2 separate regions of the Homo sapiens genome follow, and region 2 is linked to region 1. Evidence: chromatin contacts called from ENCODE POLR2A ChIA-PET data. All regions are on one chromosome and are shown on one strand. The core of a region is the stretch at or near the end of the contact, and the rest is flanking DNA. Distances in the headings are between cores, read along the strand shown. Region 1 overlaps MPRIP (myosin phosphatase Rho interacting protein). Region 2 overlaps TOM1L2 (target of myb1 like 2 membrane trafficking protein).

Evidence for each region. ChIA-PET counts read pairs that join two places held with the same protein, here RNA polymerase II (POLR2A).
Region 2: POLR2A ChIA-PET joins it to region 1 with 13 read pairs in activated T-cell. The contact joins two enhancer-like sites. POLR2A ChIA-PET finds 5 or more read pairs at or near these places in 2 of 52 experiments (A673 and activated T-cell).

Annotation. Positions count from the first base shown.
Region 1 is chr17:17,189,432-17,194,193 of GRCh38, forward strand. It overlaps MPRIP (myosin phosphatase Rho interacting protein), which reads left to right. Exons shown (of 24, transcript NM_001364716.4): 24 at 1-3,212. Among named protein-coding and RNA genes, the nearest start is that of PLD6, 15 kb to the right of the region's middle. RefSeq lists enhancers at 1,700-2,367, 2,368-3,033 and a silencer at 3,204-3,293. Within about 2 kb of position 2,211, at least 12 of the 41 ENCODE cell types and tissues checked have a DNase peak (open chromatin) inside an H3K27ac peak, as active enhancers do.
Region 2 is chr17:17,894,902-17,899,663 of GRCh38, forward strand. It overlaps TOM1L2 (target of myb1 like 2 membrane trafficking protein), which reads right to left. Exons shown (of 15, transcript NM_001082968.2): 3 at 3,695-3,773. Among named protein-coding and RNA genes, the nearest start is that of SREBF1, 60 kb to the left of the region's middle. RefSeq lists an enhancer at 2,853-2,902. Within about 2 kb of position 2,615, at least 2 of the 41 ENCODE cell types and tissues checked have a DNase peak (open chromatin) inside an H3K27ac peak, as active enhancers do.

The sequences.
Region 1 (4,762 bases), core at 961-3,460:
GCCTGTCTCGGCCTCCCAAAGTGCTGGGATTACAGGCGTGAGCCACCACGCCTGGCCTATAAGATACGGTAAAAAAAAAAAACTGTGACCCCTTTGTCACTAAGGGAGAAAGAAATTAAGTATTGTCAAAGTTCTATAAAGAATGGAAATGTATGATATTATACTTCAAAGGAATTTGATGTTGAAATTTTAAAGAAAATTTGTCATGTTGATGAGAAGCTTCACTTTCCTGGGAACTTCATTCGTTTTAGGGCATGAGATAAAAGTCCTGGCTAGGGGAGCCATAGGTCTGTTGTACAAGGAATTTGCTTTCTAAACAAGTTGTAACTTGCCCTAAGGTCCCTGTTGGAGCACTAAGAGGTGACACAGGCCAGAGACAACGTTTCGTTTCCCCTTCCCTGCAAGCTGGGATCAGCCCTGTGTTTTCTCCTTTCAGCTGAAGTGAGCGAAGGTTCTCAGTGCTGGCAAAAGAGCCCACTTTCTAAAAGGACTTGGGAAGAAAGCTGCTGGGAACTTGCTTATTAAAAAGTTCCTTAGAATTAAGGTATCTACCCACTGTTTTCGCACCTTTCACCTTCCTGGGCTTTCCTGCCCTCCAGCATTCTTCTCTAGAGAGGTTCCTAGCCCGCTCAGCGCGAGCGTCTCCAGTAGGTAATAGCAGCTGAACGTGGGTTTTCCACGGACTTCAGGCTTGGAGGTGCCATATACAAGCACACTTCTTCCTTCCCCTGGCTTCTCCATGCCACCACCCACTTTAAAGATGTAAACTCAGTAGATTTTTCATCCAGTGAACGGTCATCTTCACATCGAAAGGTGAAGGCCACCACTGTTCTCAATGCCAAGCAACAGAACGTTCTGAGATGGCCGTTCTTCCTTGCACAGCAGCTACGGCAGGTTGTTCTGCAGCCACCCCTTAGAGGGGGCTCTTCGTTTTACCTTTGTACAGTTCTTGTGTTTACACATTTGGGCCAAACAGCTTTCAGCAAGGGCATGTGTCCACAGCTGATGGGCAGTTAAGAACCAGCCTGAGCTGAAGGCTAGTAATACCGTGCTGTAGGCTCTTTAAAAGGAAAGCCTGGCATAAACCCAGCATGGAAAGGAACATTATCAGTTATCTCAAATTTTGTCTGCCAGGGACAAGACCCTGTTCATTCTTTTGCCCTTTTCAGAACTGTGAGCTTCAAGTATTCTTGCTTCTCTGTAAAGGGAAGACATCTCCCTTCTCTGAAATCCTTCAACAAAAGAAAAGGCTCTTGGCAGGGTAGGGGAGTCAGTAGCTCAACACTAGATCATCCCTAGAGATGGGGCAAGTTTCTGTCTGAACACGTCTTGGGTCCGAGTCCTTAGGTGTTCGGATGCAGTACTTTGTGAATACTTAAGCTACTGCATGCTTGGTGTAGCTTGCAATTTCTCTGTATTTAAAAGCAGCTGTGTTTATTTTCTTCAAAATAACCTGTATATTATTTAGAGCAAGCAATGTAAATATTACTGAGAAGTTACTGCAGGGATTTTTGTGACAGAGTTTGTATGGGTTTTTAAAAAAATCTTAGACACCCCTTTTTAAGATGGGGAGAACAGGGTTGACTGCACCGTTGAAGCCCGCCCAGCATTATAAGGAAATGTTTTTAATGACTGCTGCATCTTTGTAAAACGTTTGGTCATCTAACAGATGGTTTTAAAGTGTACAATATCCAAAATAACGATAGCCCTGTATCCATACATTGTTTCATTGAAAGAATTCTCTATTGCCTCTTCTTGGTAGAGCCAGAGTCCTTAAGGAAAATCAGGAAAATTAAGAAAATGATGGTGCCATCTTGACCAGACTTCTGCACAGTAATTTAACGCTATCCTAGGGAGACTTGGTTGAAGGCACAGTTCTGGGATCAGGGTCTAAATGTGCAGTTTCTGAGAACCTTCAAGACCACTCACTGGGCAGGGCTCTGTGGAGCACTGGAGCTGTTTGGATTCCCCAGCCCTTTGGTCATATCCTGGAATTCCGTGGAGGCTGCAGAACTTAGATGCAGCTGTTTTTTACAGCACCTATTTTTGTCAGATTGGTAAGGAAACACTGAGTCACAGAATACTTAAGAATTGGAGACTCCAGTAATGTAGGATGGCCTGAGAGGACGTCCAAGTCCCAAGGGGTGGACACGGCATGTTCCTCGGGCACAGCCTCAGTGGGGGCCTTCCCCAGGCGCAGCTCGGCCACCTGAGGAAAGGGTGTTTCGGAGGCGCAGCCACACACACAGCGCTGGCAGCCTCACGGTCACGCCCATCACTCCCTGCCCCCCACTGCCCTTGAGAAGTTAGTGGTGTCACATCCTTAGTTTTATAGACAGCTAGGAATAGATTGTGAAGAACACTCAGTTCACTACTGTGTTACATTTATATCACAAGCTTCAATTAAAATGGATTTTAAAGGATTTTAGGATTTACCTTTAGTATTAACAACGTATCTACTGACATACTGTTAGGATTCAAAACCAGTTAAGTATAAGAATTACTTCATGTGGTTTTCCTAGGGTACAATTTATAAAAGGTAGAAAGCATCCAAGTGGCTCCTCAACAATTACAATTCTTAATGATTTTTCTCACAGCTGTGCCCTTCTGTCAGGGTCAGTGTCAAAATTCGTTATCAAAGGCAAAACCTACTGTGCCAAGCTGGGGCGCTATATGTGAACGGAGTGGAAATGCTTCAGTCACCTCTGCCGCAGCTTGTGATTCCAGCAGTTCTCACAAACGTTCTGTCACATGATGAAAAGAAGCAGCTTGTATAATTCCAACTGGTGTTTCATTTCTGTTCTAATGCTAAGTGGTAACGCTTAACAAACAGACTAAAAGCTGTGTGCAGAAGAAAGGGCTGAATGAGTACCGCCTCCCTAGGTTCCAGCACAGCGCTCGGGTCTAAGAAGTAGAGCCCCGGGGTAGGGTGGGCCATCCACTGTCAGGCCAGTGTCTCAAGAAAGCCTGACCAGCTGAGCTGCTGCTTTTTTTTTGGGGGGGGGGGGGGGAGGGGCGTCTTGAGGCTTTTTTTTTTTTTACAAAGTTAGTTTGTGATCAACGATTCACTACAATTGAAGTGTTACTTTGTCAGAATATTTATTCCTTTGTGTGACATGCTAGATTCCCTGGATGTAGCTGATCATTTTTATTTTGTAAATATTACCTAACTTTACATAAACTATATCATAATAAACTATTTTTGCATCACCCTTTGCATGCTGTGTAATGAGATTTTGTTTAGTTGAGAGACATCTGCAAAATAAGCACGCAGGTCAAAAGGCAAACTGAACAGTAGCCTCCAGCTCTAGAGTGGGTTGATTTCAGTTTCATTACCTCCTTTTTTTTGAGACAGTCTCACTCTGTTGCCCAGGCTGGAGTGCAGTGGCAGGATCTCGGCTCACTGCAACCTCTGCCCCCGGGGTTCAAGTGATTCTCCTGCCTCAGCCTCCCAAGTAGCTGGGACTACAGGGGCACGCCACCACGCCCAACTAATTTTTTGTATTTTTAATAGAGACGGGGTTTCACCGTGTTAGCCAGGATGCTCTCCATCTCATGATCCGCCCGCCTTGGCTTCTTAAAGTGCTGGGATTACAGGTGTGAGCCACCGTGCCCGGCCTTTATTTTATTTTATTTATTTTTTTTGGAGCAGGGTCTCACTCTGTCACCCAGGTTAGAGTGCAATGGCATGATCTTGGTTCACTGCAGCCTCTGCCTCCTAGGCTCAAGAGATTCTCCCACCTCAGCCTCCCAACTAGCTGGGACTACAGGCATGCACCACCACACCCAATTAATTTTGCATTTTTTGTAGAGACGGGGTTTCCCTGTGTGGCCAAGGCTGGTGTCGAACTCCTGGACTCAAGCAGTCCTCCCACCTTTGCCTCCCAAATTGCTGAGATTACAGGCATGAACACAGTGCCAGGGCCTGATTACCTCCTTTTGAATTACAGTGGATTTTTTTTTTTTTTCTTTTTTGAGACAGAGTCTTGCTCTGTTGCCCGGGCTGGAGTGCAGTAGCGCGATCTCAGCTCACTACAACCTCCGTCTCCCAAGTTCAAGCGATTCTCGCGCCTCAGCCTCCCAAGTAGCTGGGATTACAGGCATGCACCACCACACCTGGCTTGTGTGTGTGTGTGTGTGTGTGTGTGTTTAGTAGAGATGGGGTTTCACCATGTTGCCCAGGCTGGTCTCGAACTCCTGACCTCAGGTGATCACCTGCCTTGGCCTCCCAAAGTGCTGGGATTACAGGTGTGAACCACTGTGCCTGGCCAGTTTTCAGCATTTTAGAATTACGGTAGTTCACATAAAAATTTGGATTTTACCTGTTCACACACAAGCCATTGTAAGAAATACTTTACATGCAGAATCTAATTAAGGTACACTGCCCCAGTTAAAGAAGCCTTCAGGGGCTAAAGGGACAACGAGAAGTGCTAATGGTGGTGATGCTTTTATTAATCAAGGTCTTGTAATTCCCCATCCCTGTCCCTCTTATTAATAGATTTATTTACAATAAAATTTTACCTTTTGCTTAAAAAAGAAACTGCATTTTACATCATGACCCAATATACACACACGCCAACAACCTGAAATTTAACAAAATAATGCACCCTTACTATATATACTTTGATGATTTCGTTCACTTTTAAAAATTCTGATTGTGACCCACTAAATAAATTTTAAATAACAAACAACTGGGATTTTTAGGTTGGGCGCAGTGGCTCATGCCTGTAATCCCAGCACTTTGGGAGGCTGAGGCAGGTGG
Region 2 (4,762 bases), core at 1,365-3,864, 710 kb after region 1:
GCTCAGGCAACAGAACAAAACTCTGTCTCAAAAACATACATACATACATACATACATACATACATACATACATACATGCATGCATGCATGCATAAAATAATGCACATAGCAAAGTATCCTGCATAGGGGAGGTGCCCAATAACTGATGACCATGATTACGTGATTACTGTTCAGAAGGCTGCTGTACACACGACGAAGGGGATGGCCTCTTATCCTCCCATAGGACAGGTATGTAGCCTCTTGGAATTCGGAGGTGCCAACTGGGAGTGCTCTGAACTTCCCAGCACTGTGTAAACCAACCCATAGGATTACCTGGCCCTTCCCATGCCAACAGCCCCCAGTGCCACAGTCTACTAACTGGGGAATGCCTCCTCAAAACGATGTCACCAGCAACAGGGAACATTTCTGACTACCTCAATTATTCTCATTTGCCCAAACTAATCCAACCACTGGTTAACTTCTGCAGCCATCCCACAGGGCTAGGTCCAAGCAAGTGGGCTTTACCTGGACAAAACATAGCCGTAAAGAAAGGTCCATAACTGGAACACTGACTGAATGCGACTATATGCCAGGCACTATGAGAGATCCTTCCATAACATATGGAGTTTTATCCAATTCTCACAACTAATTACTTCTCCTTAAGTGGACCTTAATATCCCATGTTTTAGAGTTAAGAGGTTTAGAAAGGTGAAGACATTGATCTAGGTACAAATTGTCAGTCAGTGCCAGAAGGAGCACAAGAGCTGTGATTAGCCTTCTCTGGAGCCCCAGTCTCCTCGCCCACCTTGAGGCCACAGGGCCATCCCTCCCTCACAGCTCTCCTCCAAGCAGCCACATCAGCTAAGAGTGCCTCAGATGACAGGCAACATGTGTTAGATTTATTGTTCCCCCCTTTGGTCCTTGAAATAACCCTGTAAGATGGGAATCATCCCATTTTAGAGATGAGGAAGCTGAGGATCAGAGGTACCATGTAACTTAACCTAGGAGGCCAAAGCTGGGACTCCCCATGCCAGGCAGCTCCGCAGCCAGCCAGAATCGTTCCTTGCCTTGCTGCTGGCTGCACCTTAGGAGGCCCCGGGTTCCTCTGGGCTTGCCAAGGAAGATTCTGGAGGTTAGCACCCTCAGGGCCTCTGAGTGACCACAGGTTTTACTAAGCCAAGGAGGCATTTTCCTTTCTGAGTCTCTGCTTGTGCCTGATTCTGGTAACCGTGAGGTAATTGGCATTCACTCTCTTGTAGTGATCCATGGGGGCACTGAAATGAACCAGAGGGGTTCTTTCTGTTCTCAAGGGCCTTACAGGCACCCTTCTCTCTAGGATTCTCTAAAACCTTCCTCCCAACTCAGGCAGTGGGGTGTTGGGGTCAAGGCAGATGGCAAGAAGTATGCTTTATTTTGTGAGAAGCAGGTGGGAAAGGTGAGGCTGCAATTATGAGTGGGGAAGAGAATTGGAAAAACAGGCATAGGTCTGAGGAGTAGAGCAGCCTGGGGCTCCACTCCACTCTCAGAGCAACAGTGGCAGGAACCACTGCCCGCCATTAGGGAATACATGCTTAGTTTCTCCTGCACAGCAGTCCTCAAGGTCAGTGTGTCCCAGCCTGGTCTTGGAAGTGCCCTGGACAGAGATGCATGTGCCACAGAGCAGCCCCAAAGCCTATCTGAGCAGGAGATCTAGGAGGTCCTCCCTGGGCTGGCAAGAGCCGCTTTAGGCCACCCTGCCAAACAGGACCCTGGCAGTTTTGTCCCTATAGGTTGAAAGGCATGAAACATACAGTGGTAATTTTCCAGAATGAAGCCAAAAGCCATGGAGAAAGTAAACGGGGCCTCTAAGCAATCAGAAGTGATGTTTAAGTCCACAAATGAAGACACAAGCAGAGAGCCCCTCAGGGCTTCTTACTAACTTATTTTGGGTAAATATTAACAATTTTGGTGGGTACAGATATGAAGTCCGGAGAGGGCCACAGGAAACAGGAGGACTGAAAGTGACTAAGAGAGTAAGTGAAGCCCTATCAGCAGACGTGAGACCATGCAAAGCGCGCTAGGATGGGGCCTCAGTGTAGGGACGGCAGCCCTGCGCATTTCACAGGCCTCCCAAAGGCATGGCTGGGTTTGTAGTGAAGACCTAACCCAAGGAAAGGTCAAACAGTGTCCATCATGCCCTGCTAGAGGAAGGCAAGTAAACGCAGAGTTCACTTTAGAAAGATTTCCATCCAACACGATTACCATGAAGTTGGGTGTGTAAATGGAGATGTTTTAGATAGCAGTAAAATTCCCTGATATATTAGAGCTCATTCCCTCGTGATATGAGTTATTGAAAGCCACTCGTTTTGGGCATCACTCCTGGTTTAGTGAATGCTGTGGCTCAAATTCTGAGAAAAAATAAAATAAAAGCTTCAACTCCCTATTTCTCAACCAGTCTTTTCTCCTTTATTATTCAAATCCCAATTCCCTGGCAGAACTCTCTTAATAAGTTTTGGGGTTTCGCTTGGGCAAAAAATCCAAACAGGTTCTCTGCTTTAAAAGGAAACATGGTTGTTTTGGATAAATAACCTACTATTTCAAAGCCCCAGAGAAGTTGACCTGGTGACCTGTTACAGTTTCTATTTTAAGAACTCACTGTGGCCCAGATTTTGCCACATCTGAAAAACTGTTAGTTCTCAAGACAGAAATAACACCTGAAGTCGTCTTTTTAAATTCTCTGACAGCTTTGGTAAGGGCAAAAATCTGGTCTGTTCCTTCCTGAAAAAAATCACTTGGCTGACTTTTTCAAGAGTCTTTGTAGCTATTTTCAGTTTTTACCCCATGCAAAAGACCACTTTATGATGGCAATCCACAGCTCAGTACACCTCACTAGCTGTGAAGGCTGGGTAAACCTCCAGACCTCTCTGAGCCTCAGTTTCATCATCTGTACGGGGGAGGATAGTAAAATCTCTTTTGGAGGGTGGTTGTAAACATATTCATTAATGTCCAAAAAGTTCAGCACAGTCCCAGGCAGGGGCAGGTACTCAATAGGTGGAAGTTAACTTTTTTTTTTTTTTTTTTTTTGAGACGAAGTCTCACTCTGTTGCCCAAGCTGGAGTGCAGTGGTGCGATCTCAGCTCACGGCAACCTCCACCTCCCGGGTTCAAGCAATTCTCCTGCCTCAGCCTCCTGAGTAGCTGGGACTACAGGCACCTGCCACCATGCCTGGCTAATTTTTGTATTTTTAGTAGAGACTGGGTTTCACTATGTTGGCCAGGCTGGTCTTGAACTCCTGACCTTGAGATCCTCCCGCTTCAGCCTCCCAAAGTGCTGGGATTACAGGTGTGAGTCACCGCGCCTGGCCAACATTTTTACAAAGAGGAAACTGATATCTAGAGAAGGAGTTGGTCTCAGTCTCAGAGCAGGCTGGTGACAGAAAAGGGACCCACCCAAAACCTTTAGCTCCTCTGCTCTGGGCTTCTGTACCTGACAGCACTGCACACACCTTATCTTCTGCTCGTATACATTTACCAAATTGAAGCTCACCACTCCCTGTTTCAGAGGACAGGAAAACCCAAAGGCAATACCAGAAGGCTTTGCTGGACTCCAGTGGCCCAGGCACCAAGCCATTCAGAGGTTGTGCTAAGTGGGCAGAGGGAAGGCCCTGTGAGGGGGGCAAGGCCAGGAGCAAGGAGTTCCCCAGATGACTTCTCTCCTCAAGGAGAATAGCACTCACTGTTAATGCCAGCATCACCTCTCTGTAGTTCCGGTTCCCGTTGAGCCGCTTCTTCAGGGCTCGAATGGCATCCTTTGGCCTGGAAAAAAGAACAGACATATAAAGATACTTACAATCCCACTTGAGGACACGATCCTACAGATATGTGAACTAGTATATATGCAAGACTATTTGCTGGCTGCAGCATGTTTGTAAATGTAAAAGACTGGGAACAAACTGAATGTCCATCAATACACAACAGGTTAAATTAAATCATTGACACAATGGAATACTATGCAGCTGCAAAAAAGAATAAAGAAACTCATGCACCAATATACACCAAACTCAAAGACATGTGCATAAAGTTCTTTGCATAACAGTGTACAAAGCTTGCTATTAGTTGAGTTATAGAAGGAAAGCAAACATACATAGCACAGGTGCCAGCGTAGGGAAGAGACTCTCTAGAAAGAGCTATAACAACCTGGTAACTGTGGCTGCCCCTAAGGAAGGGAACCAAAGGCGGAGGGAGGTTTTTCACTGGACTGCCTTTTTGCAGACCTCTTGAATTCTGTATCACATGCAAGTATTATTTATTCAAAACCCTAACTAACCCACTGGTGTGTGGGTACATAGAAGAGAGTTTTTCCAGAGAAACCATATGAGAGACACAGAAGAGAGCGTGCCAGGTCCTTGTGAGCCCTGGATGCCCGGCTCTTCCTGAATTCCATGGAACTCCTTTTCCCAGAGAAAGCTTAAGTGAGTCTCCTTAAAACCCAACAAGTTTTGTGTTTTTAGGTGACAGATCTGAGGTGGATTCCCAGATAAAATCTTGCAGAATTATAGACAGTACTCAGTTCACAAATGGGCTCTGTCCAAAAGTTGGAGTGGAGCTGTTTGGAAGTTGGAGTGAGTTCTTCCTTAATTACTCTTATACCTTAGAGTCAGGATTCCCAGGCAGCCCTCTAAGTATACATATTACATGTAGGTCTTGTGTCTAACATGTAATTTAATTTATTCTAACTCAGGATTCAACAAAGCTGTGGGCCTAGCAGCTGCCCCTGGCACAAAGCCCCTGTGCTGACCTGACCC